Regions from separate parts of the Homo sapiens genome. Here region 1 is linked to region 2. A link is a loop called in an ENCODE intact Hi-C map of the cell type or tissue named here. Cell type or tissue: PC-9. All regions are shown on one strand. Links, peaks and the distances in the headings refer to the core of each region. The heading gives the core; the rest is flanking DNA. Region 1 holds the start of MIR11400 (microRNA 11400). Region 2 has its middle 15 kb from the start of PRSS2.

Region 1 (15,957 bases), core at 3,002-11,001, 310 kb before region 2:
GCATACCAGGACATGCAGTGGGACCTTGAGCCGGGAGCACAGGAAAAGGCCAAGGAAACCTGCTTCTGGGGAAGCTGTTCCTTGTCTATGGGGGCCACCCCTGCAGGTGCACTGCCAAACACTGTGGGCAGCCTGGCTGCTGTTGGCCAACATTTGGGAAGATGAACTGGACACAGGGTGCAGAAGGAACAGGACTTCCGAGGTCTGTTGGATGCCTCTGTATCTGCTGGTCACTGACTCTCACTGTCTGACCACAATGACTTGCCAATTGTTATAGTGACTGTTTTATATCTGTCTTCTAAATTTTACCAAATGTATCCTTGACCATCTCTAACCAGAATGATAACAGAAATGGCATTCTGGGAAAGTCAGACTCTTCATTTGCAAAGTTGACTTAACACAATCCAGCACAGGATGGATTCTCCCAGATTAAGGCATCAGATCACACAACTGTCTCGACCTGCCACGGTCCATGGACTCCTCTCCGGGGGACACCTGTGCTGCCCAGGTGAATGTGGACACAATTTGTATGTAGATGTTCCAGACGCTGGTGACTAACTTTTCTTTTAATACTGTGTCTGAAGTCTCTCTCACCCAGAGGGTCTATATATGTATGAGTATATATGTATTTATAAATATGTATGTGTAATTTCTCCTTAGAAGAAAATGTCATGATGACTACATGGCTTAATGGCATTTATTTATGAAAGAGCTTTATTAAAAATAATTAGAAAATTTGAATTCTATTCTGAATTTTTCCTTGGGAGTGTCCTGAGAGCATTTTTGACCCTACCGACCTTTGTCATGTGTGTATTTGGCAGCCTAGAGTGCAGCAGTTATTGGCGCCATACATTAGGGAGTTAGACTGGAGATGGCTGCAAAATGACTGACTCTTAGTGTTATTCACTCTCACTCTGGGCCTCACTGGAATGTCACAGACTACCATCGAACAAATGGATTCCCAGTATGAAGAATATTAGGAGATAGCAATGAGGAAACATGAGCACAAGCAACAAACATTTGAAGTGCAAACCTGAAGACTCGAAATGTTGGCATTATAAGATATGAAAGTTTGGTGAGCTACATTTAAATGAACATGACGGGGAACTGAAACTAGGAAAAAGACAATGCCTGAAACCATCAACTTTCATAACAATTGTCAAAAAATATATCTAGGAATGCCTCATACAATCACTGAAAACAAAATGGAAAGTCAAACAGTTGATTAGCTCCTCCTACAGAGATTTTTAGTGATTTCAAAGATGGATCTGCAGGAGTGATCTAGAATGCAGCATGGAAAATGAAAAGTGAAATATGAAAGAAGTTAGAGAACAGGGAAGAAAAAAATGGATGTTTCCCATATATTAGAATATGCATATTTTTCATAATTTCCCATTTTTTGTTGCATATGATTGAATTTTCAGACAGATAAAATAGGTAGAATGTTATGAAGTGATATTTATGAGATGTTAGCTGAGAAGTTTTTTGAGGTGTTTAAGGACCTAAATTCAGAGTTTCCAGAATCACAATGAATCTCAAATAAGGCAGTCAAGTCATAAGCAAATTGTAGAACATGACGGACAAAGAGAAGATTTTGAAAGCCATCAGAAAGAAAAGACAAATACGTCCCATAGGAATAGATGGAGAACAACAGTAAGTTAAGACAGTGGTAAAAATAACCATTAGCTCAATTATCATTCTCCTTCATTTAAGGTAAGATTGATTAAAAAAAATAACTTTTAGAAGGGGAACATGAAAAATGACCGCTGTGAGTTTGCTATCAAGGTTTCTTTTCTGAATTACAGTTAAGAAAGGTGGGAAATGATCCCAGAAGAAAGGCATGAGGGCAGTTCGTGAGGTAACCCAAGTGATGGGGCTGCCCCGTTGGGCACGTGTGACTGAGGGAATGGAGGAGGCTGGGGCATAAATGGGGATGGCAGAGGGGACCCTGAATTGCAGGATAGACAATGAGCTAATGCCTTGGTGCCTTGTTTTGGGGATGCTGTTGGCACATCCTACAAGACATGCCCAGCAGACAGAGGAGTGGCTGTAGGATGAGAAGATGAACTCAGAGATGCAGTGTGAGGCCTCTGGCTCCAGACAGCACGGGAGCCCAAAGCAATGAGCCAGGCATTGATGTTGTTAAAAAGGAGCTTATAAATATTTAAAGTGTGTTCTAATATAAATACTGTGACCCTGACATCCTGGGGATTGAGAGAGGAAGTGATGTTACTGTGGGAACTGCCCTGTGGAGACAAGGACATTCCTCGTCCTCTGCTCCTGCTCAGAGTGACACTGATCTGGTAAAGCCCCCATCCTGGCCTGACCCTGCCATGGGCACCAGGCTCCTCTGCTGGGTGGTCCTGGGTTTCCTAGGGACAGGTGAGTCCTCAGAACATTAAGTAGTTTTATTTTTTCTCTGTGTGTAGGTGTGTGTGTGTTTGTGTGTGTGTGTGTGCGATGACTACAGATGTTTTCCTTATTCTGTTGCCAAATTCTATTTCCACAGATCACACAGGTGCTGGAGTCTCCCAGTCCCCAAGGTACGAAGTCACACAGAGGGGACAGGATGTAGCTCCCAGGTGTGATCCAATTTCGGGTCAGGTAACCCTTTATTGGTACCGACAGACCCTGGGGCAGGGCCAAGAGTTTCTGACTTCCTTCCAGGATGAAACTCAACAAGATAAATCAGGGCTGCTCAGTGATCAATTCTCCACAGAGAGGTCTGAGGATCTTTCTCCACCTGAAGATCCAGCGCACAGAGCAAGGGCGACTCGGCTGTGTATCTCTGTGTCAGAAGCTTAGCCACAGTGTGGCACAGTCGTGTCCTTCCTGCTCACAAACCTCATCCTTCTCTCTCCTTGCACCTCCTAGAGACCCTTAATAGAGGCCTATCTTTGATCCTCACTTTTCGTGGGAAATAAGTAGAATTGGACATCGGCTGTCCTTTGGGTAGAAAGAGACCACAGATTCATTCCTGAAACACAGTGACTGCAAATGTAGGTGGTGAAAACAATCACGTCCCACTGCCCTCTAGGAGTGCTTGGAGCCAGCTCACTGCTCCAAACGGAGTGGGTGTCTTAGCCTTGGCCTTCAGGGCAGACATGCATCTTCTATAGGTCTTGGAGGCTGCTGTGTTACCCACATATATGAGGTTGTCAAGGGCAGGAAACATGCTCTTCTCCTGCATATTTTGGGGCATCTGGAAGGTCTGAGGCTACATCCCCAGGAATATCTTTCTTCTAAAGCCTCTTCTATTCCTGTCACCTTGGAAATTTTTGCAACAAAATATCGAACCTCTCTTCCTGTTTAAAGTAAAGGTCTTTGCAACTTTCGTGGTCTTTACTTGATAAATACAATCATGGTAACAATAAGACTTCATTTCTTCTGCCTACTTTAAGCCACTTGTATCCTTTATTTTATTTCCATTTGCCATTGCTACTGTCCTGATAGACAGAAGCATGCATTCACCACTGCTGCCTGTTCACATCGATTCCCTCAGGAAATCTGATTTTTAGACTCTGAGTGTTTTCATTGTTGTCCAACTCATTTGATTTGAAATAATTTTACCGAGGCCTTTAACTCAAGAAGTGTTTTATTTATAATATTGAATCTATTCCTTTTTATTTTATTTTTCATAATAGATAGTACTATATAGTACTTGTTATAAATAGAAGTACAATGATTATATTGCAATAGAATCTTCCACCTATCTGTGGGTGCTGCTGCAGTGTGTATCTGTGAAAGCGAATGCACTGGTCAGAGCTGATGTGATTATGGATCGTGGGTTTCTGGGAGTCCTTGGCGACAGACCACTTCTCCAAGTGTGGGACTCAGTGTCCCAGATGCAACCATGATAGAGGTGCCCTGAGTCTTTCATAGCTAGGAGGGGCATCATAGTCCTTCCAAATTCACTGATCAGAAATTGTGGTGGTACAGATACCAAATTTCTTTCTCCAGAGAATGATGGTCACTGGCAGGGAGTTGCTCTTGACCCATTTTTTCTTGTGTCGTCATCAAATCCCTCCTTGCTCAGGTGCCCTGTGTCTCCTGGGACTGAGTAAGTCCAGAGCACAGATGGGAATTCCCTGTCTTCCTAGACCCTTTGTCTAACTGCTGCCACTTTCCTCCATGTGACTCCTGAGATAGCTGGTCCTAACAGTGGACAAGCTCTGACACTGAGGCTGAAGAAAACACAGTCTATAGTTGTCAACGGCGCTGCAAGAACATGTAGCAAAAACGAGCAGGGCTTCCAATTTATACTGAGAATGAACATGCAAGAGGAGCAAAGGGTAGATGGTACTAATGAACAAATAGCAAGGAATGCAGTTTCTGTTCTAATGAAGTCATTCTGTTGTCTTAAGTTAAGTAGGAGAAAACTTTCACAGTAATTACATCAAGTCAAAGGCTAGCGGCTCCCCAACCAACCAACATAGCTATTTGCTCTGTGATCTTGGCAGCTTCAGAGGACTCAGAAATCCTTTCTCTGCACAAACATCCCTTTGTCCATTCCAAGATCCAGGATCACACACTGATCCTATCATGAAAACAATGAGGTGTGCTATAGTTGCTGTGGCCTCATTTTAGTATGTTGAGTAGGAAGCATTGACGAACTTTGAAAGCTTTGCTCTTGAGTCTAGGGATGTGCTGGAGCCAGCTTGTATGAGTCAGAAGAATCAAATAGGCATACTTTTCCCAGCTCCCTGTTCAGTGAAGCCATGCTGGGAGCTTGAAATCTGCCATGGTGGGTATGTTGGTACAACAGAAATTAGCAAATGCTACCAGCCATGCCCCCACCTTCACAGACACCCAGTTTATCAGCACATCACTGGAGTATTTTCTGATGTCCCTGTTATGCCATGTCTTTTAGGGACAAAAGGGCTCAGAATTTATGTCTCCTCTACTCTGTTCTTAGAAGCCATCATCTAAGGGGGCCTTGATTGCTCCCATTTCTATCCAGCTCCCAAATTCTCTTGCTCTGTAGCTCTGTGTCTCCTGCAAGCACGCCAGTCTGGAACATGACAACTATTTTGAATGTAACTAAAGGTATCACTGAACCAGTTCATTATTTACAAATTATCTTTCCTTGCATGGAATATTCAGATGCTGGAGTCATTGGGAACAGAGATGGCCAAGCAGCAACTCTGGGTTGTGAAACACTTACAGCCCCGCTATTCTTCTGTGGCAACGAGAGACCCTGTAAAAAGGACAATTTTGCTTTGGAGACTAAGCAGCTCCCCACCAGTCAGGAATGACTCTGCTTTTACTTTAGGCTGAGAGGTCAGAAGGGTCACACCCTCAATATTCTCCTCTCCAAGACGGAGTGTGGCCACTCTCCATCTCAGTCCCTGGAAGTTGTCCAGAGCTCCCCGAGAATCCCTGCTCTGGAGGCAGAATCACCAAGGCTCATCCTCACCAGCTCCCCACAGGCTCCAGCAGGGCTTTCCCACCAGGTGCAGGGCACAGGAATGGCTCTGCCTGTCTCTTAGGTAGAGGGAGGCCAAACAGTGATGTTTGTATAAGAGGGACTGGGGTTCTGGGTCTCCTTTAAAGTATTTGACAAAATTTTCTTTGTTTTTGTTTTATTGTGCCATCTCACCAATGAGGAGAGCAATCCCTTGGTAGTTATATTGTTTTTGGCACTTGGGAAGGTTTTTGTGGTTAAGCCACATTAAGAAATTGTGCCTTTACAGGAAATTGTGCTGTACAGGAAAGTTCAGCTGTAACCCAAGGCAGTGAAAGAAATAGCAATAATTTTGAGAGCAGTTACTTGGGTATCTATGATAAAGGTGTTAAGTTTCATTGCCTACATCTAACTTTCAGTCTAGTGGAAATGAAAAGGCACAGTTAGGGGGCATGTGAGCATGCCATGAGAGAGATCGATGCCAATTGAGAAGTCTGTGCCATTCCCCAATACTGTGGGATTGAAGGGGAGGGAGAGATGACCTCTCCTTCAGACTGTGCTCAACAAGGAGGGAGTGGGAGTTCATCCATGGGAATCTGACGAGGAGCAAATCCCAGGGGCCTCTAACTCAGGGTGCAGGAGCAAATCCTTGGAGAGGAAAATGGTCCAGTTCAGCTGTCACAGGAGACAGGAGAAAGCAAAGTCATCTAATCCACAGTCTCCCGGCTGATTTGCTTCCTTATGATGCTATTTTGTACCAGCGTGTCCTCATCTCCCGCTGCTCCTCTGCCTGTTTCAGAATCATCTCTTCCGTGTTTGGTGCTCAGATCAGTGGATGTGCATTGTACAAGCTGATCATTTCCTGTAGCAGCCCCTTTGCTAGTCTTAGTTATATCCATCCTTATTTTCTGCATTAGGTACTGCTCCCTCCACCATTCATTGCTTATTGCCTTGTAAGAGGTCTCGTTTTATATATTTCAATTTTACTTTTTATTAATAGATATTTGACTTCATCTTTTGCTGATCTATACTTTTGGGGTAACATTGTCATTTTTGGAGGACGATTTGTTTATCTTTAGTGATTCAGATTAAATAATCTCTTTATACTTCAATGTCTGTGTTTTCTTCCTATTTTAAGCCAAATATTATTTCCTTTCATTCCTCTCCTTCTGTTACTCTTTCTTTAGATGGTAGTTTTAAGGGAGAAAAAGTTAAACTATAACTGGACCTATGTGATAAGTGTTATTCAGAATGAGGGTGGGATATTAAGATTGGTAACTCAAAGCAATAATCAGGGTTAGAACTAATGTTAGACTTAGGGTTTAAGGGAAGCTGCTCATAAAACCAGCGTGATGGCACTTCTGGAATATTCTGGCAGCTTCCTCTGCAGACACTTCCCAGCATTCCTTGGGCCATTACAGAAGAAACAATGTTGAAACTTCACGTATTGGCCACAAGATGGCAGTGTGGTCCACTGAGCTCGAAAGGTCTCTGGGGAGTCTAGGAGAGCATCCTAGGAGGGAAAGGGTTAAGAAAAATTAGGGCTTGGATCCTGTATTATGCAGATGTTGCAGCAGCTTTCAGTTATTGCTAGGCTACCTACAGCTATGCAAGAGACGGGAAGTCCCTCTAATCTTTAATGACATCTACAGTTGAGGAATTTTGGCCGGGGCAAATTTTGGTCAGGGGCAGGTGTAGAGGAGCAACTGCCTCAGAGGAAAAGGGAAAAGCGAGGGGTGGGCTGTGTCCTGAGCCCAGTGCGTCTCTGCTGCACCTCATCTTCCCTGCAGGTCTGGCCAGGCAACAGCTTTAATCTGCTTGAGTGATCTGGAATTCTAGAAGTTCAGAAGTCGTACTGATAACATCACCTTGGCTGAGATTCCATTGGACACCAGGCATGTGTTCTCTGGAGGACAAAAAATATTGAGAACAAGCTCTAAAACACCTAAGTAAACAGACTACAGAAGAAAAATGTTAGTAGATGCACCAAACTGTGCCGTTAGACCTGATGATAATTGACTAGTAGAATTACCAAAAAGAGACTATAAATAAGTCTCCACTAAGTATTTGTGTTATTGAGAGCAGTGTTTAAGTCTTCTCAGGGTAGATTAAAGAAGGAATTCAGCTATTATCATGACTTTGGCTTGGATGAAAATCCATGAAGTCCTCAATTGATTTTCTTGTAAAATATTACAGAATAATATTGAGCAAACATTTTATTTTTCTCCAGCCTGTATCCCTCCTTAGCACTAACAGGTAAAGCGAATACCTAGAGGCAAGGTTTCTTTAGTTGGGATCCATTAACTGCAGGACTGGGAGGTCCAGAGCTGGGCTTCACAGGGAGTGCAAACCCCACGTGCAGGGAACCCCGTGTGTCTGTGCTGTGCCCAACTCCCCTCTGTGAGGCTGTCGAAGGGAGAGGGCCGGGTCACCCGGGAACCCCACTCACAAAGAGGGGAGCAGGCTGCTTGCTGGGCAAAAAAATCACTTCACCAATTGGCCAATCTGTTGAAAGCCAAAATGAAAGGAAAGTCTGAATGTGAGAGTGATGAATGCCCAATTTTCCAAGTTATGAAATGTATAGCAGCTCATGGTTGTCAGAATGATTTCAACAGCATATAAAGATATTGTAAACAGCTTTTGTTTGTCTATAGCTTTCCTTGATATTGATCCTCAGTTGTTTTTCAGCCCACGCATCAGTTGAGCTTATTTTGATACCAAATTTTAAAGTTGCCACTTCAGTCACCAAGCACTTCTCACATTCTCCATAACTTACAGATATGTGTGCTCCTGTCTTTTCTTATTTTTGTGTGATTCATTTTTAAATTGGGCTGTACAGAATACAAGCATACATTTGTAAATGACTCCCATATTTTATGCAATTAACTGTTTACTTTTTAGTAACAATTTTATTTAAGGTTTAACTAATAGAGATAAAAACAGAAATATTAATACAAGGACAACATGGTAAATTTTGACAAATGCATATGCCAGAGCAACGGTAACTGAAATGATTATAAAAAAATTTCCGTCATGCAGGAAAGTGTCGTCATGCTCCGTTCCAATCAATTTCTATCCCACAGATAAAAACTTTTCTCAGTTATTTATTTATTTTGAGACAGTCTCACTCTGTCGCCCAGGCTGGAGCACAGTGCTGTGATCTCAGCTCACTGCAAGCTCTGCCTCCCGGGTTCATGCCACTCTGCTGCCTCAGCCTCCAGAGTAGCTGGGACTACAGGCGCCCGCCACCATGCCCGGCTAATTTTTGTATTTTTAATAGAGACGGGGTTTCACCGTGTTAGCCTGGATGGTCTCGATCTCCTGACCTCGTGATCCACCCACCTCGGACTCCCAAAGTTCTGGGATTACAGGCATGAGCCACGGCGCCAGGCCAAAACTTTTCTTATTTTTATCACCATTGACTAGCTTGGTCTATTCCTGCACTCCGTATAAATGGAATCATATAACATTTTTATTGAGTTATTTTCCTCCAAAATTAGTATTTCTGAAGTGTATTCATATTGTTGTATCAGCAGGTCATTCTTTATTATGACTAATATTCCACTGTGTAAATATACCACAACTTGTTTATCCATGCTCCCGTTGATGGATATCCATGTTACTCCTGTCTTCAACTATTATGAATAAAATTGTTGTGAATATTCTTGTGGAATTCTTTCTTGTGGATATATGGATTCTTTTTTTTTTATTTTCTTTTAGGTATAGACTTAAGAGTGGAAATACTGACTCACAGTGTAGATGTGTGTGCTATGCTTGCGTGTCCCCACAAAATCTCATGTTGAAATTTGTCAATGTAATGGTATTGGGAGGTGGGACAGTTATCACTAGGTCATCAGGGATCTGCCCTCAGAAACAGATCAACGCCCTATTGTGGGAGTGAATAAGTTGTCTTGGGAATGGTCTTCTGATAAAAAGTATGAATTCAGCCACTTTCTCTGTCTTGGGTGCTTGCTTCCCCTTCTTTCTGCCTTGGATAATAGCAGGAGGCCCTCAGCAGTTATGGCCCTTTGATCTTGGACTTCCCGGTCTCCAGATCTATAAGCCAAATAAATCCCTTGTCTTTATAAATTACCCAGTCTGTGGTATTTCTCTACAGCAGTAGGAAAGAAATTGAAAGAAAACATGGTGCTGAGAGTGGCGCTGTTGCTACAACAAGGACCTGAAAATGTAGAAACAGCTTTGGTTAATGGCAAATGGGTAATGGATAGAGGTTGGAAGAATTCGGAGAAGCAGACAAGCAAAAGCCTAGATTGCTGAAATAGATCATTAAGGGTAATTCTGGTGAAGGCTCAGGGGGAAATGAGGAACAAGATATCGGAAATCAAAGTAAATGCTATCCTTGTTGTAGGTAGCAAAAACCTTGGAAAAATTGTGTCCTGTTCTAGGACTTTCTGGAATAAAAATATTATGAGCTATTAGCTAGGATATCTACTGAAGGAAATATCTAAGCAGCTAAGCATTCAGGCTATTGTGGACTACTTTCAGGCACCAGGAAATTTAACCCAGCAAGAAAGGAGCCAAGGGAATAGATTTTGCAAACCAGCACAGATGGTGACACTACCTACCTCTGCTGTCCTGTCTCCAATAAGACAAACTCGCTCTGGAGTTAGAGAAAAGAGGAGCCAGTTAACATAATACACTGGGGTCAGCTTCTGAAGGCAGGGTGGATCTGAAGGGAATAACATAAACTGTCCAGAGCACTACGTATAGGATGACCTTGAGGGTGCTGAGTCCCAAGCTGGCTAGGTCTGTGCTATGAGCTGAGAAGGCCCTAGAATTATTTCTGGGGAATCTGAACTCTTGATAATTTACAGACAACACAGGTCTGCTTTGATTCTGATCAGATGGACTAAATCTTGGGGACTCTGCACCGCTGGCCACTCAGGAAATGGGTTGGGAATGTTGCCTGAGACAGGAAAATATGATAAGAAACATGGTGTGAATCTAGCATCAGAAAGATGATGTGAGGACAGCAAGGAAGAACTGCAACTTGAGGTTTAATCACAGGCTCCTCATCCTCCCCTGATGGGCAGGTGTGTGAGCTCCAGGATGGAGTACCACAGCACTAGGTGGGAGAAGGGTGATAGGGTGGTGGGGCTGCCTGTGAGCTGGGGCAGTGTAGGTAGAGGAGCAACTGTATCACCACAGAAGCTTCTGCCTTCACACATTCCTCCAGCTCTGCAGGACAGGTTGAGTCCAGGGTCCGTAGTGCGCTAGACTTAAGGAAGGCTGCATGGGGAGGACACAGGACAGTGACATCACAGGATACCCCTCCCATCAGGAAAATCAAGGCTCAGAACTCACTGGGTTCTTCCCCAGGAGGACCAAGCCCTGAATCAGGTGCAGTGCTGCCTGCCCCACTGTGCCATGGGCCCTGGGCTCCTCTGCTGGGTGCTGCTTTGTCTCCTGGGAGCAGGTGAGTCCTGGGCACAGGACAGCAGCCCCATTCTCAGCTTTTCCACCCGTGTCCTCCACTTTACCATGGAGAAGACCTCCAGGCTGTCTCCTGAGCTCATCCTCCATCTGCTTTTCCCACAGGCCCAGTGGACGCTGGAGTCACCCAAAGTCCCACACACCTGATCAAAACGAGAGGACAGCAAGTGACTCTGAGATGCTCTCCTATCTCTGGGCACAAGAGTGTGTCCTGGTACCAACAGGTCCTGGGTCAGGGGCCCCAGTTTATCTTTCAGTATTATGAGAAAGAAGAGAGAGGAAGAGGAAACTTCCCTGATCGATTCTCAGCTCGCCAGTTCCCTAACTATAGCTCTGAGCTGAATGTGAACGCCTTGTTGCTGGGGGACTCGGCCCTGTATCTCTGTGCCAGCAGCTTGGCACAGCCCGGCAGAATCACTGACATTCTGTATATAAACTTCCTGCCGTAACTTTGACTTGAGAGCTGCAGGCCCCACCCAGGTTTCACTCCTTCAAGGGAAGCTTTTAGTTGCTTGGAAGGCATGTCTTGTGTCCTACTGAGGGCAGACCTTTCCCAACCAATAGAGCCCAGGTTTCCTGTGCCCTGAGTGTGCCTGCTTCTGTGCTGCATCTTCTTGCAGCTTGTCCCTTCCTGGGTAACTTCAGTATAAGAGTGACTGCTGAGCGCTTGGTGTGTGCTAGATTTTTGTATATGTTACATATCTTAAAGCTTTTCCACAACCTTGCAAATCAAACATTCTCATCCTTCCTTTACAGATGGGAGGCTCAGGGACATTGAGTCATTTTCCCCGGTGTCTCCTGGCTTGTAAGGATCAGAAGTGGGAAACAAACTAGTCCATCCATTTTCCACCTACCCCCCTGTTTCATCACCACCTTCTGTATCCTGTTCAGTAAACCAGAGCCCTCACACTGCCCTCTAGTGACCAGCAGGGCCGCAGCAGAGGCTCAGATGTCTTCAGGGGGTTATTACTATGGCCTCCTAATTAGCAATTTTGAGGAATGTTAAATTTCACACTTTTTAAAAAATCATTTATATGCATTCCCTTTATCTTTCCCATGTCTGTAGCTTACATTTTCATTTTTATGGTGTTTTTTGATGTACAAGAGTTTAATTTAATGCCACAAAAATGAAAAACAATTTTGTTTGTGTGTAGACAAAAACTTCTTTCTCATATAAATGTCTAAACATATTTTTCTTAATTTATTCTAGTAAAATTTAAGTTTGGCTTTTCTCCATTAAGAAGAAATGTACCTGAAATATATCTCACGTCAGAAATAACATAGAGACCTAGGAATGGGAGGGAAGCACATATGTTCAGTGAAGAAGCAACAGCCTGTCAAAAAGATCCCAAAATGGACACCCTGCGCTGACGGTGGAGAGGTAGCTGGAGGGTAAATGATCACGAACTTTATCAAGCTGTTGTTGTTAGAAGAGGGACAGCCAGGAGCAGAGACCACATGGGTGAAGGTTTATGACTTGACTCTAGGTTGAAGGTTGCAGCAGGTAGAGGGCGGAATTGCAGGCAGAGGGCAGAGTCACTGGCTGGCAGGGGCAGTGGCATCACCAGTGACTCTACTGACATCCAGGAATTATGTCCCCAACACACAAAGTGAAAAAACTCCCAACAATCTGCACATTTTTCCCTGGCCCTGCTCTGGCCACCAGACTCCTCAGTGGTGTGGCCTTTTGCCTCCTGGGGGCAGGTGAGATCTTTAAAGACTTTTCCTTGGCTCACCACATCCTAGCCTAAGCCTTTACATCAGGTCTGCATTATTGGGGTCCCTCCTTGGTCACTCAACTTCCTTCTATCATAGACTTCACAGATGCTGGAACAACCTGATCCCAAGATACCAGAGAACAAAGGCAGGACGCGAAGTGACATGGAGATGCCTGAGACTGCCATCCATGAATACAGGTGCAGATGTTAATAGGAGCCGAAGCTGGTGCACAGCTGATCTGTCCCAGCCCACACTACAGAGAAATCCCTGAATGTCTTTGACTTCCTCTCAAAGCCAAATATGTGGCCTTGGTGTCAGACAGTCTCTCCCAGACCTCTGTGCCCTCTTGCACCAGGCTTTACCCCACAGCCACCTTCCTCTGCACACAAAGTTCAGTGGAAGATATAGGTGGCCTTGTCTTTACGAGATCGTGATCTGGGCAGTGGAAAACATTGTCCCATAGGAGTCTCCCCAACACTGCCCAGGCTGGGGCCTTCAGAGCTCGGAGCAGCTCTGTGCATATGAAACTCTGCCTTGTGTTGAGCTTCTCTGCCAGGCCAGTCTCAGCTGGACAAAGGAACGCACATCACCATGATGTGAGTAGATGCAGCCTCTCTTCCAGGCCCCTCCTGCAGCTCTGGCCTCAGAAGTCCTCTTTCTCAATTGCTCTCAGGAAGGAAAGTTCATTTGAAATTGTATATTTGCAGACAGCATTGACAACACAGGTCTACGTATGTCCAATCCCATCTTCCATTTGTAACAAATACAAACACTGTGGTGTGCTTCTTTTCACCCCTCTTTTCTGTGTTCATGCACACCTTTCTACCCAAGTACACCTACAGAAATTGGGTTCACCTGTACACTTTACTGGCCACATGCATACTCTTTTCTGTTAATATACCCTGGTCTTATTGTTCCAGATTGGTCGATATAGATCTAACTTGCTCCTATTAGCTGCTTCATATTGCATAATGAGGGTAGACAGGTACATTCATGCTCTATTGTCTGAGTCCTAAATTCTGCCAAATCTTTTCTAAAGTGACTGAATGACCTCTTTATGCTTCCAAGTTCTCCTCACCCCAGCACCCAGTTGATGAATGCAGCTTTTCCATCACTCATAATCCTAGCAGGTGTGAGAGCTTTATCAGTTTCTCCTGCATGAGGAGACAGGGAGAGATAAAAGGATAGATGTTTATCGAACCTACCAGAGCCTACACAGTATCTCAGTTCATCCTCATAAAGCATGGAGAGGAATGTGCGTCTTGTTTTATAGACGAGTCTAGATGTGGCTAGAGTCCAGGAAGGTTAATGAATGGCATTGCCCATGGTCTCAGAGCTAATAAATGGTGGAGCCAGATGGAGGACAGTTGGCTTGCCTCTGTGTAGAACTGATAGAGGGGTCACTGGAGTTTGAGGGAGGTGAAGTCTAGAACCATCTGGCGTTGTCTTCGGATCAGACGCCAGGGGGCAGTAGAGTCTGTGTACCCTACAGCACTGAAGGTAAAAGTATCATGGTGTTGGCAGTGGGGAGGTACTAGAGTGGGTATGTGGTTAGTGGCCAGGAACCAGAAGATCTGAACTTTGAAAAAATTTTTCCCATCACAAGACGTAGCAGAGACACTGATGTGGATAATCTAGGCCAGAGAACTGTGTGACGAGCTGTTCTTAAAATGAGGGAGGGAGGAGAAGCAACTAAGGGTCACTTCCTCTACATGAAATGGAGAGGAAAACAATGTTAACTAGAATCTCATCTGATTTTAGTCAGTTTTGCTTTGTAAGTAGTTGCAAGGTGGGACAATTTATTTTTGACATTAAGTAAACATCTATACGGCTTCTTTACCTTATGAAGTCTGGTGGTGAAGGCAAAAATGGTACGGCCAATGGAGTCACAGTTTGTTTAATAAATAACTCAGAGTTCAAATGGAGACTCTCATGGGCCAGAAATTGGTAAATGTTCCTGCATTCTAAAATTAGGAGGATCTTATTTTCTTTGAATCAACAGAGAAGGAAGCACAGGCAGTGGGGAGGGACAGTAGGGAACTCGGCAGAGTGGCCACAGAATGTGGAAGACAAAGGACATGTAATACCAAATTCTAAGCTGTGAAGTTGTGATGCAACCCTCCTCCTTCTCCTAATGTTTTTCAGGTCTCAGCACAGATGCACACCTGAGGGAGTAACTTCTTTGGAAATGAAGGACAAATAGCTGTGTAATAATAAGTCCACCTTACAAAGCACAACTGGAAATGGAAACAAGATTATTTCTAAGGCCTTTTCTACTCTAAGAGTAACTTAGTAGCAAGCTGAGAGGTGAGGATGGGGGGATGTTCATCCACACGCAATGAGTACCATGAGGCTCTACCATGAAGCATATAGTCCTCAGTGTGAATCAGAGCCCTAAGAAGAATAATGCCCTTTACATTGCTTTGCCCTCTGCCATCCTAAACCCATCCCACCCATAATTAAGCAGCCATGGAAATGAAGGGAGCCAGAAGGAATCAAACCCTGCTGCTTGGTTCAGTAGACAGAGGGACCTGGGGGCAGGGTGTTGGCTGGGTCTAGGAGAAGATGATGAGCTCAGAAAATAGACAAGGAGAAACCCCAGGGGAAAGCTTGTAAAATCCTGGAGGAATCACAAGATATATTATTTGAGCTCCTTTTTATTTATTACTAAATTAATGGCAGGAATCCCATATAAAGGGATATTCCTTATGAAACATGACATCTAAAGTACAAACAGAGGATTCTTCCTTACCCTAAATCCTGCCCTCTCTCCCTGAGTCTCTTACGCATCAGGCCACCTTTGTGCCCATAAGTCATGGGCAACGCAGTGTGGTCACCTTCATCCACACCTAGAGGACAGTCAGCAAAGTGAGGTGGTTCTGCCTGCTGCGGTCTCACCCCAGACATGGAAAGCAAGAGCCCTGGGTGGAGCTGAAGGTGCTCAGCTGGGTTTATCAGGAGTCTCATCTGTCAGTGGATTGACAAGAAACAGAGCAAAACGACTCCTCCAATGTTGATGAGCCTGCCCCTGGGTTTTGGAAACCTGATAACAGAGAAAACCAATATAGACAAAGGATTTTAAACAGGATTATGGTCAATTAAGCAAATTAGAAAAAGATACTTGAAAGAATATTTGGGACACAGGAGTCAAAAACACCAGGAAGACATGAGGAGTGTCCCTAAGACTCTAGACTACAGCACTGTGTAGACAACTAACACCAGAATATTATTATATTATCGAAGTAATAAAATTTACAGTGAATTACAAACTGTTTCCAAAAGGTCATGAAAATCTTGTAGACTTGTTTCAATTCAGACAAATGTGTTCTTCTCATTCTCAGCTGTTCACTGGTGCATTTATCTTGAATTTGACCATCTGG
Region 2 (15,957 bases), core at 2,615-10,614:
TTAATTTTTCCATGAACTCATTTACACTCTGACCAACAGTGTATAGGTGTTCCATTTCCTCTGCAGCCTCACCAGCATCTTCTGTTTTTTGACATTTTAATAATAGCCACTCTGCAGCCAAGCTCTTTCAAGGCCAATGTGGAGAAGAGCCACAAACATTCCTTTTCCCGAAGAGAATTCTTGCCTGCCCACTGGTAGATTTCTTGGTTTCATCTGTCTTTCATTGTTTGTTTTTCAAAGAAAAACCAAAGGTAAAGTGATAATGATCTTCCACACCTGAACCAGTTTGTAGCCACCAGAGCCTGCTGGGAAGGGGCCCCTCACGCATGCATTGATCTTGTGACCTGGAATTTGAGAGATCAATAAGCCCCGTAGCAACCTACCATACAACTGCCCATCAGCGCTGATCCTTTCATGGGATTAGCTCAATTCTGGCTCTGCAGACACTGGCAGCCACAGTTGACAAACCCTGGGCCTCTGTGGGCTTCCTTTGTCACCCAGGGCCACAGTGGGCTGCCTGTCCTAGGCAGAGACGCAGCAACATTCTCTTAAACTGAAATTAAGCATAAATCCACTTCACCGATAATCATCTGAGGGCTCAGTCCCTGCCTCCTTCCTCGGGGATTTTAAAACACACATTTCTCTGACCAAACAGGTAGGTGAGATCTGACTTTAAAAGGAGGGAAAATCGGGTTGAATTGGGGTATCAGGAATGAATCCCAAGCATTTTTGTGTGGCGAGAGGCATCCACATCCCAAGCTGTACCTGGAGATGGAGAAAAATGCAGGAGAGAAGAAGAGAAAACAAAGGGGGACAACGAGCCCTGGTTGCTTTGCCAAGGTCTTGGGCACAGACAGGGCCGGCTCTGGCTGGGAGCTGCTGCTCTAGGGGTTGGGAGAGTTCTGTTCATCCATGGTGCTCAGCAGCAGGGACTGGGGGCCGTGGTAGGTGCAGATGCCCAGACTCTCAAGCTTGCTCCTTGCATGGCTGGCAGGGGCATTGCTCCTTGTCACCAGGTGACTGCACAGGGCAGCTGTCATGGACATCCAGGGGGCCATCCAGAGCATCACTGATGAGCATGTTGAATGCTTTGGGGCCATCGTCATGTTGGCCCCAGTTGCACACATGGTATCTTCTCTTTGCTTGGGGCGAAGGGGGCGGGGAGGGGCGGGGATAGTCTGCCATGCTCAGAGTTGTAATCATTCAGCAGCTGCTCCATATATTCTAAATCCTTGCACAGGAAGGCTCCTCGGCCCAACTCCCCCAGGCTGGCCACACAGACACTGGGCTCCATTCCCAAGTCTTTGGTGGCTGCTGTGTCAGCTGGTGTCAGAGGCCCCAGGGTCAGCAATGAGTGGGGGTCTTGTGCTGCTTCTGCTAGGCCCAGCCAAGGGGCTGCTCTGTGCCTCCTGGGAGTCCCAGGGTCACTGCCACCTTAAGGGCCACATGCCATAGCTGGAAGTCACTATATGTTTGGGGAAGAGTTGGAGATCGGGAAACCATTCCCTCATAACAAGGTAGTAAATAGTTTGGCAAAAAACTGAAGATAAAGTGGCAGTGCTGAGTAATCATGGGCTTCCTACAGGTGATCGGGTTGATTTCTTGTTGCCACTGCCTGGCCTGAAGACAGTGCTTGGCTCAGCGGTGGCAGCAGACGAAGCAGCAGCTCAAGAGGATGATGATGGTGGCCCACACCAGCCAGAGCCACAGCAGTGTTTTTTGTCACAGGTGTAGCTTGGATTGTTGGTACCACACAGGCTTATCCCATGGGGGTTCACCCTGGGTTGACAGGGGCTGGGCAGCACCTGGAGGACCAGGAACACCACCCACACCCCCACACACACACCACCCAGACCATCTCCTCTGCAAGCCCCTCCTGCTCCTGCTCCTCCATCACAGCACTGCCCTCCTTCTGCTTCCTCTCCTCCTCTGCCCTCCAGAACAGTGGTCTTAAAGAGGTTTCTTGGCCTTGGCACTTCTGTGGGCTCCCAATGTGCTGATGTGTGACACGCTGGCATGCTTGGCAAGACCTCACTGCTGCCTTTGACTACACAGGGTCCTCTCTGTACCCAGAGCAAACATATGCAAGGAAACCCCAGCACTGACCGAATCAGCTTCCTCGGAGGCCCCTCTCCACATGTGCTCCTGCTAACCCAGTCTGTACTCCCCACAAGCTGATGTCCTGCTTGGAGATGATCGTGCTGGCCCTCTTGCCCAACAACTGGCTCCTGTGTCTGGAGGGGAGAAGACAAATCCTTGGTCTCCATCCCTCATGTTCTTGAGAAGTCTGCCTTTTATTCCTCCACAGAATAATACCAACATGTTTACACTATTCCTATGTATAGACATTTTCCCATTTAGTTTTCTCTCCCCTCCGGAGTGGTTATTAATCCAGCGGTACAGATAAGAAAACAGGTTCAAAGAGGCTTATTAGTTTACCCACGTCCCAAGCCCAGCAGATGGTAGGTCTGGGGTTGACTCCTCATTTGCCTGGCTTCAAAGCCCACGCTCTCTGTGCCCCGCCTCACATCCCGCTATGACTGTGGTCTGAGGTGATGACAAGTCCGTCAGCGCTGACCTCTGATGTTTCTCCAGCCCCCTGTCACTATCACCCATTCCCTTCCTCCCTGCATCTCCTGAGGGGCACCTCCCAATTGTCCCATTCCATGCGGCAAGACGACTGCTCTCAGAGAGCTCCTGGTTATGGCATTGCTCCCTACCCTCCCACAGTGATCAAACTAGAATTCAAGCTCCCTGGGGAAATGTAGGGTTCTCCTGGCACCACCCTTGCCCCCACTCCCAGTCTCATGCCTCTTCACTGCTCTCCTCCCCTGTCCCCTCCCCTGCTCAGAAGCCCTGGTGGCCCATCCAACAAGCCATGCGCCTCCTGCCTCTGTCTCTGGACACTATGGCACTCTCAGACTGGAAGCCGTTCCTAACCTCCCCTTCACCCTTTTCAGAAAAGTCTTCCTGATTCTTCCTTGTCCCCACCTCCCTTGGGTCTGGCTCTGCTGGCCCTCCCTCGGGTCTGAGGCAGCCATCCTCCTCCTGTCTCCGCTTGCCTCTGTCCTAGTCCTGCTCAGGTGCTCAGGTGCAATAGATGCGTCCATCCTGGCAATCAACTGTGTGCTCCTCAAGCGGGTACATCTTGTCTTACATATCCTGATATCTCCAGTGATTAAGCAAAGCCTGGGATGTAATAAGCACCCAGTGAGTGGAGGAATAAACATGGAGTGGAGGGAAATGTGCTGAGAAAAGAAAGACCCTTCCAGAAGAATGATTCTCAAAGAGTGGTCCCTAAGCCAGCAACACCAAAATCTCCTGGGAATTTAGGAGAAACACAAAAGCTAGGCCCTACCCCACACCCACCGAGTCAGATCTCCTGGGACAGGGCCCAACAAACAGCATATTTTTTTATTTGAGATAGGGTCTTGCTCTGTTGCCCAGGCTGAAGTGCAATGGCATGATCACTGCTCACTGCAGCCTTGACCTCCCAAGCTCAAGTGATCCTCCCACCTCAGCCTCCCAAGTAGCTAGGACCACAGGCGCACACCACAAACCCAGCTAATATTATTATTATTTGTAGAGATGGCAACCTCATATGTCGCTCAGGCTGGTCTCAAACTCCTAGGCTAAAGTGATCGCCTGCCCCTTTGCCTCCCAAGGTGCTGGGATTACAGGCGTGAGCCACCACACCCAGACAGCAACCTGCATTTTAACATATCTTCCAGGTCTTCTGATGCCCGCTGAAAACTTGAGATTGGATACGGTAATGACATCCTTAGGCCAGTATTGAAACCGCCATTGCAAAATTGTAACTGAGACAGTGAAACAGATCTGACCCAACCAACTCTATCTTGCGGTTTTTTTTGTTTTTGGTTTTGTTTTTTTTTTTTTTTTTTGGAGCCGGAGTCTCAATCTGTTGCCAGGCTGGAGTGCAGTGGCTCGATCTTGGCTCACTGCTACCTCCACCTCCCAGGTTCAAGTGATTCCCCTGCCTCAGCCTCCCCAGTAGCTGGAACTACAGGTGCACACCACCATGCCTGGCTAATTTTTTGTATTTTAGTAGAGGCGGGGTTTCACCATGTTGGCCGGGCTGGTCTCAAACTCCTGACCTCATGATCCACCTGCCTCTGCCTACCAAAGTACTGGGATTATGGGCGTGAACAACCGCGCCTGGCCTCCATCTTGCTTTTAACCTCCAAGCTGTCCTTATTCCTTCCCCAGCATAGGCTGAACTAACTTTGGGAAGAACTTAGTTTCTAGTTTGAAACAAAGACGGTAACAGTCCTTGCCCAAAACAAACCTCCTTTTTGCCTGGAGACTAGACTGTCTTATAGGACTAACAAATTTGCCAAAAGATTAGAAATTATGGTTTAGGAGTCACGTAGCTGGAGTCTGCAAGATTCCAAACCTCCCCAAATTGCTCCTGGGGATAACGTCACTATTGTAAAACCTAAGATCAGTGCTTGAGATATTTTAAAGACCCTGCACTTGATGCATCAGCTGGCACAACGCAGATCGATAAACTAGTTCATCTGATCTTGTGGCCCCCACTCAGGAACCGACTCAGCACAAGAAAGCAGCTGGGGTTTCATCTCCAACCCAACGGATCAGCACTCCCGACTCACTGCTTTCCCCTCCGCCCACCAAATTATCCTCTAAAACTCGGATCCTCGAATTCCCGGGGAGACGGCAAGATTTGATTTGAGTAATAGTAAAACTCCAGTCTCCCACACAGTCTGCTCTGGGTGAATTACTCTTTCTCTATGTCAATTCCCCTGTCTTGATAAATCGGTTCTGTCTATACAGCAGGCAAGGTGAACCTATTGGGCAGTTACGATATCTCTCTGAAAACAAGTCACTATTTTTTGTTTGTTTTTGTTTTTGTTTTGTTTTTGAGACAGAGTCTCTCTCTGTCGCCAGGCTGGAGTGCAATGGTGCGATCTCGGCTCACTGCAACCTCCGCCTCCCGGGTTCAAGCTATTCTCCTGCCTCAGCCTCCCAAGTAGCTGGGATTACAGGCAAGCGCCACCACGCCCGGCTAATTTTTTGTATTTTTAGTAGAGACAGGGTTTCACCATGTTAGCCAGGCTGGTCTCGAACTCCTGACCTCAGGTGATCCACCCGCGTCCGCCTCCCAAAGTGCTGGGATTACAGACGTGAGCCACCGCGCCCGGCTTCAGTCACTAACATTTTTACTGACTCTTCTGGCACCATGATTAACCCCGACACGCACTATCGCATGCAATTCTCACAACCCCATGAGGTAGGTATTATTATTGCTCCTAGCTTACAGATAAAGAGACAGAGTTTAAGAGGTTTAGCCACGCTACGGGGCTGCTGGGAGCCCGGCAGTCTGGCCACAGGAGGTCGGTTTCACGGAAGGGCAGGATGTGGCGGCATCTCCTGAATTTAAGGAGTCTTGGGGGCGCGGTGCTTCTCTGTCATTGGGCAACTCATTTTAGCCTCTTGGGGTTTCAGTTCCTCAACTGAGAACAAGGAATTTAGGTTGAAATGAACATGCTGGAAAGCTTTCAAGAATTGCACACGTGAAATGCTCTTTGCGTGTCTCCCGGTCTCCCACCCGCCCCCGACACAGAGGCGCAGGAGTAACCCTGCTCCCTTCCGCGTCCTCGCCCCACCACGAGCTGCGCATTCTTCTCGCCCCCTCAAGTGGCCGAGCTCAGATTGCAGTTACTTAGGTCTAAAAAAATAAGGAAAGGCTGCCCCCTGCTGCCCACATGGATGCATGACCCCAACCTGATACCTGCCTAACTGGTCTTCCTAGCTTTTATGGAAAAAACGCTGCATATGAGCTTGGGCATACCGTCCAGAGAGGCAAAACTGGGACAAACTCCATCGGAATTCTAAAAAACCATGATGCCAAGACAGAGTGGCATTATTATTTATAAGGCCAGTAGGGATGAGGGCCCCCACTAGGTGATTAAAAGACACTAACTTAGAGGATGAATTATTGATAAGTAAACGAGGTGAGTAAGGCAGGAAAACATGCAGAAATAGATCAAAATAAACTGAATATTTCAATTAGGAAAGGTACTGGCAAGAGGCTTTGACACAATCCAATGGATGAAAGCAATCAACTTTTTTTTTTTTTTTTTTTTGACAGAGTCTCACTCTGTCGCCCAGGCTGGAGTGCAGTGACTCAATCTCGGCTCACTGCAACCTCCACCTCATGGGTTCAAGCGATTCTCCTCCCTCAGCCTCCCGAGTAGCTGGGACTACAGGCGCACACCACCATGCCCGGCTAATTTTTTTGTATTTTTAGTAGAGACAGGGTTTCACCGTGTTAGCCAGGATGGTCTCGAACTCCTGACCTCATGATTCGCCCTCCTCGGCCTCCCAAAGTGCTGAGATTACAGGCGTGAGCCACTGCACCTGGCTGCAATCAACTTTTTATGCAGGCATTTGGTAGCATGTTGCGAGGTCCATCACTATTAATGCCGTGAATATACCAAATCCTCTTTTTCTTTCTTCCCTAAGTTCTAAGGGCCATGCCCTGGCACCAAACTTATGGCAGTCCTAGACTACCCTCTGATGTTCACCATGGCTTACCTCTGCCCTGTTCTAGTTGGGGACAAGCTGTGGGTCCCAAGCCTGGCATTGTAACAGAAACGCCCAGGGTAATTTTCTGTTTGTTTATTTAAATAAATAAATAAGTAAACTCAGTCTTGGAGATTTTAACTCAATAGGTCATGAAGACTACTCAGAAATCTACATTTTTCACAGTTGTCCAAGTGATTAAGTCCTCACTGAGCAAATTCAGGACAAGGAAACAACTTCTTACATAAATTCTACATAACTTCATACATAACTTCACACATAAACTTCTTTGGCAAAAAAAATGACTTTGTAAATTAAACAAGTAGGTTTTTAAAGTAGCATATTTTATTTAAAGCCAAATTTTCTTGATTTTTAAAATTAACTTAAGTTTGACTTTCAATAGACAATAGAGCTATATGACTCTAAAATGGAAACAACCCAGTAACGTTGACACTGGGAAATGTAACTTTTACTTCCGCTCTGTTTCTGTCTACTCCACCCATTCTTTCTTTTCTTTTTTTTTTTTTTTTTTTTTTTTTTTGTTTTGATAGAGTCTCACCGTGTCGCCCAGGCTGGAGTACAGTGGCGTGATCTTGGCTCACTGGAACCTCCGCCTCCTGGGTTCAAGTGATTCTTCTACCTCAGCAGCCTCTCAAGTAGCTGGGATTATAGTCACCTGCCACCACGCCCAGCTAATTTTTTTTTTTTTTTTTTTTTGTACTTTCAGTGAAGATGGGGTTTTGCTGTGTTGGTCAGGCTGGTCTCGAACTCCTGGCCTCAGGTGATCTGCCTGCCTTGGCCTTCCAAAGTGCTGAGATTACAGGGGTGAGCCACCGCACGTGGCCTACTCCACTCATTCTTAATAGGTCATCACTCTTGTCAGTTTCTGTTGTATCTTTACAGTGTTTCTGTATACAAAATGTATACAAAATCAAGTAAATACAAAAGTATAATTCTTCTTTTCCCCCCTCTGTTAGACAAAGGTGGCATCTAGTTATGCTATTCTGAGACTTTCTCTTTTCTGGGTTAATAATGTATCTTAGAGAATTTTCCATAGCAATATAAAATATTTTGATTCTTTTTTTAGCATTGAATATTACTCCATTGTGTGAACATATCACAGTTTATCCAGTCCCTTACTGATGGGCATATAATTCAATTTTGTCAGTCAAATTAGTGAAAAGTGTATTTTGATGAAGTTTTTTTAATTTTATTTTTCTTATTGTGATTTTTTTTCCCTTATAGTTAGGTACCATTTGGATTTATTTTTCTCTGAACAATTTACTCTTCACCTATTTTTATTGGGCTGCTGGATTATTTTCCTATTGATTTTTAGGAGTTCACCACATGTTGAGGAGATTAGCCCTGATGGTGAGAACTAGGAATATTTTTCCCAGATTGTTATGTATATTTTGATTCTGTTTATATTTTACCATGCGAGTGTGTCATCATTATGTCGTTGTTTGTCTTTTTTTTTTTTTTTTCTGGATTTTAAGTCATAGCTTAAAACCCTCCGAGTGACGCACAGCCTCGGGGCAGGGCCAGGGTAGTGATGGGGGCTGTGGCTTCTCTATAAGGACATGCCCCAACGTGACAACAGCTTGGAGAGGGGTGGGTACTGGAGAAGACCAGCCCCTTCGCCAAACAGCCTTACAAAGACATCCAGCTCTAAGGAGCTCAAAACATCCTGAGGACAGTGCCTGGAGGTGAGAAGGAAGCCCCCGGCCTGGTCCATACCCCACCACCAACTTGCATAATGGGGGGTGATGTCACCCACCCTCCACTCCCCTCAAAGGAGCAGCTGCTCTGGTGGTCTCTCCCAGGCTCTGGGGGCGGACCCATGGGAGGGGCTGTTTTTGTACAAAGCTGTAACATTGTGGGGACAGGGGGCCACAATGATTCAACTCTACGGGAAACCTTTACAAAAACCTCTCTGGCGGTCCCAACTCCCAGAGTCCTCTTCTTTCCTCCTGGGTCACAGGTCTTAATGCAATTTGGTTCAGAATGCCTCTGCCTCACTCCTGATCACATGTCAGACCAAGACTGTGGACAAGGACAGGCCCAGATGAGAACTAAAGCTTCCCAGGCAGAGAGAGGTCAGACATAAGAAGACTGCCTCAGGAACCTCACAAGTGGAGGACTCAGGGAGGGTCCCAATCCCCAAAAATTGAGACAAAGTCAGGTGGAAGGTTCATCGGAGGTGACCAGCTCTCCAGAGGACTCGGGAAGAAGTCAGGGGTATCTATAGATGGAGTCACAGGTTCTGGGCCCCTGCCATCCTCTGCAGGCCATGCACTTTCCCTTTCGATGGACCCTCACAGAGGGAGCATCTGAATGGGGCATCCTTTGAAAAAGGAACCTAGGACCCTGTGGATGGACTCTGTCATTCTCCATGGTCCTAAAAAGCAAAAGTCAAAGTGTTCTTCTGTGTAATACCCATAAAGCACAGGAGGAGATTTCTTAGCTCACTGTCCTCCATCCTAGCCAGGGCCCTCTCCCCTCTCTATGCCTTCAATGTGATTTTCACCTTGACCCCTGTCACTGTGTGAACACTGAAGCTTTCTTTGGACAAGGCACCAGACTCACAGTTGTAGGTAAGACATTTTTCAGGTTCTTTTGCAGATCCGTCACAGGGAAAAGTGGGTCCACAGTGTCCCTTTTAGAGTGGCTATATTCTTATGTGCTAACTATGGCTACACCTTCGGTTCGGGGACCAGGTTAACCGTTGTAGGTAAGGCTGGGGGTCTCTAGGAGGGGTGCGATGAGGGAGGACTCTGTCCTGGGAAATGTCAAAGAGAACAGAGATCCCAGCTCCCGGAGCCAGACTGAGGGAGACGTCATGTCATGTCCCGGGATTGAGTTCAGGGGAGGCTCCCTGTGAGGGCGAATCCACCCAGGCTTCCCAGAGGCTCTGAGCAGTCACAGCTGAGCCCAGGGTGATGGGGCAGAAGAGGGAAGGGGAGGGGGCCTCTCCTCATAGTTCCCTGAGATAGCCCAGAGAAAGCCCGGTGGGTAATGAATGAGCCACAACACCTCTCCATCTATCTGCTTCACTGACAGAGGTTCTCTGTAGATTCTTCGTATATTCCTGTGCTGGATTTTATAGGAGGCCACTCTGTGTCTCTTTTTGTCACCTGCCTGAGTCTTGGGCAAGCTCTGGAAGGGAACACAGAGTACTGGAAGCAGAGCTGCTGTCCCTGTGAGGGAAGAGTTCCCATGAACTCCCAACCTCTGCCTGAATCCCAGCTGTGCTCAGCAGAGACTGGGGGGTTTTGAAGTGGCCCTGGGAGGCTGTGCTCTGGAAACACCATATATTTTGGAGAGGGAAGTTGGCTCACTGTTGTAGGTGAGTAAGTCAAGGCTGGACAGCTGGGAACTTGCAAAAAGGGGCTGGAATCCAGACGGAGCCTTTGTCTCTAGTGCTTAGGTGAAAGTGTATTTTTGTCAGGAAGGCCTATGAGGCAGATGAGGAGGGGATAGCCTCCCTCTCCTCTCCACTATTTTGTAGACTGCCTGTGCCAAGTTAGGTTCCCCTACTGAGAGATGGGTAGACTCAGCTTGGAAGGGGTCACCTTGAACATCTCCTGTCTCCTTGAAGGGTGCCGGTCACGGCCATGACAGATAAAAGAGCCTCTGACCTTACCACCACGGTCCTACCGTTTCTCTCCCTCACACAGAAAGGAGAAGGTCACAGAAGAGGGAACTTGGGGGATCACACGGGGCCTAATTGGTCTGCTGACCACCGCATTTTGGGTTGTACCATTGTCTACCCCTCTACCCACCAGGGTTAAAATTCTACTAAGGAACAGGAGAGGACCTGGCAGGTGGACTTGGGGAGGCAGGAGTGGAAGGCAGCAGGTCGCGGTTTTCCTTCCAGTCTTTAATGTTGTGCAACTAATGAAAAACTGTTTTTTGGCAGTGGAACCCAGCTCTCTGTCTTGGGTATGTAAAAGACTTCTTTCGGGATAGTGTATCATAAGGTCGGAGTTCCAGGAGGACCCCTTGCGGGAGGGCAGAAACTGAGAACACAGCCAAGAAAAGCTCATAAAATGTGGGTCAGTGGAGTGTGTGGTGGGGCCCCAAGAGTTCTGTGTGTAAGCAGCTTCTGGAAGGAAGGGCCCACACCAGCTCCTCTGGGGTTTGCCACACTCATGATGCACTGTGTAGCAATCAGCCCCAGCATTTTGGTGATGGGACTCGACTCTCCATCCTAGGTAAGTTGCAGAATCAGGGTGGTATGGCCATTGTCCCTTGAAGGCAGAGTTCTCTGCTTCTCCTCCCGGTGCTGGTGAGGCAGATTGAGTAAAATCTCTTACCCCATGGGGTAAGAGCTGTGCCTGTGCCTGCGTTCCCTTTGGTGTGTCTTGGTTGACTCCTCTATTTCTCTTCTCTAAGTCTTCAGTCCATAATCTGCCTCCTCACTCCCTTCTTGGCTCATCCTCCCTCTTATGTGCATGGCTCTGCCTCTCCTAAGCCTCTTCCTCTTGCGCCTTATGCTGCACAGTATGCTTAGGCCTTTTTCCTAACAGAATCCCTTTGGTCCAGAGCCATGAATCCAGGCAGAGAAAGGCAGCCATCCTGCTGTCAGGGAGCTAAGACTTGCCCTCTGACTGGAGATCGCCGGGTGGGTTTTATCTAAGCCTCTGCAGCTGTGCTCCTATAATTCACCCCTCCACTTTGGGAATGGGACCAGGCTCACTGTGACAGGTATGGGGGCTCCACTCTTGACTCGGGGGTGCCTGGGTTTGACTGCAATGATCAGTTGCTGGGAAGGGAATTGAGTGTAAGAACGGAGGTCAGGGTCACCCCTTCTTACCTGGAGCACTGTGCCCTCTCCTCCCCTCCCTGGAGCTCTTCCAGCTTGTTGCTCTGCTGTGTTGCCTGCAGTTCCTCAGCTGTAGAGCTCCTTGCTTAGTCTTCAGGGCTGTGTGTTTCTTTGCTCTTCTTTTCATTGTTTTCTGGGACTCTTCTCATCTCTACTTTCTTAGTGGATGTATTGTTTTACTTTCCCTTTTTTAAATTGCATCTTCTCCATTTTTTCCTTCCCATTCTAACTCCACTTCTGCATTGTTGACTCCTTTTGGTGACTAGCTCTGTCTTCTATGTTAAGATTCTCCCCACTGCCAGCCTCCAGCACAGAACTCTGCTCATGTCTTCATCTCCCTCCTTCTTTCTTTCTCTACCAGTCTTAGAAGATGCATCTATGTCTTCCTGAGGTAGTTTGAAGGTTCATGAGCCAGGCATGACCAGGTTGGGGAGACAGGTGGTTTCAGGGTTGCTCTTGAGGCCTGAGGGCAGAAGTCCCTGTCACAGCATTGGGCGAGCTGCAGGGAGTCTCTGAGGTGCCTGTGTTTGGCAGGTGTTTGGGAGATAGGTCTGAAGAGAGTGTTACAACTGGAAACTGACATTATCTTAGCAACAGATAAGGTATAAAGAAGACAAAATGGGTAGGAGACTCTATTTTCTTTTTTTCTGAGACGGTGTCTAGCTCTATTGCCCAGGCTGGAGTGCAGTGGCACGATCTCGGCTCACTGCAACCTCCGCCTCCTGGGTTTGAGCGATTCTCCTCCCTTGGCCTCCCGAGTAGCTGGGATTACAGGTGCCTGCCACCAAACCCAGCTACTTTTTGCATTTTTAGTAGAGATAGGGTTTCACTGTGTTAGCCGGGCTGTTCTCAAACTCCTGACCTCGTGATCCGCCTGCCTTGGCCTCCCAAAGTGCTGGGATTACAAATGTGAGCCACTGCACCCAGCCAAGACTCCATTCTCTTAAGCCTCAGAATCTATGCTAGAACAATAGGGTAAAGGCCCCACCAGGAAGCCCTAGTACAACCTTCCCCATGCTGGGGAGGAAGCAGACAGGCGGTGGAGCGGGGTTGGGATGGGATGAGGTCTAGGATGGAGACATAGACAAGGGTGGAGGAATGGGACTCATAGGGTCTACCAAAGTTTAGGGGCTTGGGCAGACATTAGTGTAGGTGGGGACACACACCAAGACGTTGAGTGGAAAGTACAAATCACCAGATTCAAAGGCCTGGGTTCAAGGGGCTGTGGTGGGGGAGGTGTGCAATTTGAAAAGCAACTTAAGCTGCCTCCTCTCTAAGACATAGAAACAGAAGAGACTAACTTATATGAAAATCCTTTGTAAAGGATTTTGTAAAGGACTCAACTTGTGGTGACAATCCTTTTCATTCCTGTTGTTTATGATCACTAGGTCACAGGGTTTGCCTTTTTCCAAACCTGCATCTCAATTTTCCCATCAAAAACATTTCCCAAATTTGGATAAAGAACCCATATCTAGACTTGCCACATTTCTGCACCAAAAGCTCACTCTCATGGTTGGAACAGAGCCAAGCAAAGGGCACAGTAAATTGTGGTTTCTTCCACTCCTCATGTGTCTTCAGATGAAATCATTCTTTCCAATAATCCCAGAAATTCTTTCTCTCCTCTCTCAAGCATGTGAAAAGGTCCAGAGCTCTGCAGTGTGAGCTTTCTACTGAAATGGCCCTTGGACTTTGTGGTTCATTCATACTCAGTGGTCTAGCTTGTACTACTTTTGAGAATGCAAAGCTTAACTGTGGACGGATTCCAATCCTGGCCAGGCAGGGTTGCTGGACACTCTGAGAGAAGAAAGGGTTAATCCCATGACCATCAACTTCCATGGGATTTCAGCCATCCTGGACAAGCTACCACACCCTCCTGCCCCAGGGGAGGAGGAAATGTGGACCATCCCATCAGATATTGACCAGGTTTGGCTCTTTAAAGAGGGTTACATGCAAGAAAATAAAATTTTTTAAAAAGGTGCTGGGCAGGTGGGGGACTCAGATGTAATGGAAAAGTGTCTTTTCTAGAAAAGAAAAGCTAATTCTAATATGTGTCACTACCCCACGAGACAAATATATACATCTTGATTTAAAAAAGGAAAATTATAATTAGAAAAAGTCAATTTAGTTATTGTAATTATACCACTAATGAGAGTTTCCTACCTCGAGTTTCAGGATTACATAGCCATGCACCAAGCAAGGCTTTGAAAAATAAAGATACACAGATAAATTATTTGGATAGATGATCAGACAAGCCTCAGTAAAAACAGCCAAGACAATCAGGATATAATGTGACCATAGGAAGCTGGGGAGACAGTAGGCAATGTGCATCCATGGGACAGCATAGAAAGGAGGGGCAAAGTGGAGAGAGAGCAACAGACACTGGGATGGTGACCCCAAAACAATGAGGGCCTAGAATGACATAGTTGTGCTTCATTACGGCCCATTCCCAGGGCTCTCTCTCACACACACAGAGCCCCTACCAGAACCAGACAGCTCTCAGAGCAACCCTGGCTCCAACCCCTCTTCCCTTTCCAGAGGACCTGAACAAGGTGTTCCCACCCGAGGTCGCTGTGTTTGAGCCATCAGAAGCAGAGATCTCCCACACCCAAAAGGCCACACTGGTGTGCCTGGCCACAGGCTTCTTCCCTGACCACGTGGAGCTGAGCTGGTGGGTGAATGGGAAGGAGGTGCACAGTGGGGTCAGCACGGACCCGCAGCCCCTCAAGGAGCAGCCCGCCCTCAATGACTCCAGATACTGCCTGAGCAGCCGCCTGAGGGTCTCGGCCACCTTCTGGCAGAACCCCCGCAACCACTTCCGCTGTCAAGTCCAGTTCTACGGGCTCTCGGAGAATGACGAGTGGACCCAGGATAGGGCCAAACCCGTCACCCAGATCGTCAGCGCCGAGGCCTGGGGTAGAGCAGGTGAGTGGGGCCTGGGGAGATGCCTGGAGGAGATTAGGTGAGACCAGCTACCAGGGAAAATGGAAAGATCCAGGTAGCAGACAAGACTAGATCCAAAAAGAAAGGAACCAGCGCACACCATGAAGGAGAATTGGGCACCTGTGGTTCATTCTTCTCCCAGATTCTCAGCCCAACAGAGCCAAGCAGCTGGGTCCCCTTTCTATGTGGCCTGTGTAACTCTCATCTGGGTGGTGCCCCCCAGCCCCCTCAGTGCTGCCACATGCCATGGATTGCAAGGACAATGTGGCTGACATCTGCATGGCAGAAGAAAGGAGGTGCTGGGCTGTCAGAGGAAGCTGGTCTGGGCCTGGGAGTCTGTGCCAACTGCAAATCTGACTTTACTTTTAATTGCCTATGAAAATAAGGTCTCTCATTTATTTTCCTCTCCCTGCTTTCTTTCAGACTGTGGCTTTACCTCGGGTAAGTAAGCCCTTCCTTTTCCTCTCCCTCTCTCATGGTTCTTGACCTAGAACCAAGGCATGAAGAACTCACAGACACTGGAGGGTGGAGGGTGGGAGAGACCAGAGCTACCTGTGCACAGGTACCCACCTGTCCTTCCTCCGTGCCAACAGTGTCCTACCAGCAAGGGGTCCTGTCTGCCACCATCCTCTATGAGATCCTGCTAGGGAAGGCCACCCTGTATGCTGTGCTGGTCAGCGCCCTTGTGTTGATGGCCATGGTAAGCAGGAGGGCAGGATGGGGCCAGCAGGCTGGAGGTGACACACTGACACCAAGCACCCAGAAGTATAGAGTCCCTGCCAGGATTGGAGCTGGGCAGTAGGGAGGGAAGAGATTTCATTCAGGTGCCTCAGAAGATAACTTGCACCTCTGTAGGATCACAGTGGAAGGGTCATGCTGGGAAGGAGAAGCTGGAGTCACCAGAAAACCCAATGGATGTTGTGATGAGCCTTACTATTTGTGTGGTCAATGGGCCCTACTACTTTCTCTCAATCCTCACAACTCCTGGCTCTTAATAACCCCCAAAACTTTCTCTTCTGCAGGTCAAGAGAAAGGATTTCTGAAGGCAGCCCTGGAAGTGGAGTTAGGAGCTTCTAACCCGTCATGGTTTCAATACACATTCTTCTTTTGCCAGCGCTTCTGAAGAGCTGCTCTCACCTCTCTGCATCCCAATAGATATCCCCCTATGTGCATGCACACCTGCACACTCACGGCTGAAATCTCCCTAACCCAGGGGGACCTTAGCATGCCTAAGTGACTAAACCAATAAAAATGTTCTGGTCTGGCCTGACTCTGACTTGTGAATGTCTGGATAGCTCCTTGGCTGTCTCTGAACTCCCTGTGACTCTCCCCATTCAGTCAGGATAGAAACAAGAGGTATTCAAGGAAAATGCAGACTCTTCACGTAAGAGGGATGAGGGGCCCACCTTGAGATCAATAGCAGAGGTTAATTCAGCGTGAAAGGCAGTGATGGGAGCTGAAGAGGTTACTTCTAGAACAGTCTAGGAAGACACAGATGTTGAGTATAGGAATTTTCTATATCCAACTATACTGTTCTGCCCAGGAAAGACGTGCTCAGAGGAAGAGCCAACCTATACAGGTGTGTTCACCCTCCAGCTGGCCATGTCCCCGTGACTAACAAAGCTGGA

Evidence for each region. Peaks named below come from ENCODE experiments on the same cell type or tissue, not always from the same donor. Only the 100,000 strongest peaks of a DNase experiment are listed, where the experiment ranks them.
Region 1: it touches region 2 in a loop (9-fold over the local background); 2 of 110 quality-filtered maps call a loop at or near these places.

What each region holds. Positions count from the first base shown.
Region 1 is chr7:142,471,763-142,487,719 of GRCh38, forward strand. MIR11400 (microRNA 11400) reads left to right here and starts at 2,765; the gene lies at 2,765-2,841. It also overlaps TRB, the pseudogene TRBV7-5 and TRBV5-5. In PC-9, for the core only: CTCF peaks have their summits at 6,865 (motif pointing right) and 7,066; DNase peaks (open chromatin) are centred at 6,919 and 7,259.
Region 2 is chr7:142,777,770-142,793,726 of GRCh38, forward strand. It overlaps TRB, the pseudogene WBP1LP1, TRBD1, TRBJ1-1, TRBJ1-2 and TRBJ1-3, and 4 more genes. Among named protein-coding and RNA genes, the nearest start is that of PRSS2, 15 kb to the left of the region's middle. In PC-9, for the core only: a CTCF peak has its summit at 5,717 (motif pointing left); a DNase peak (open chromatin) is centred at 5,752; H3K4me3 peaks cover 568 bases.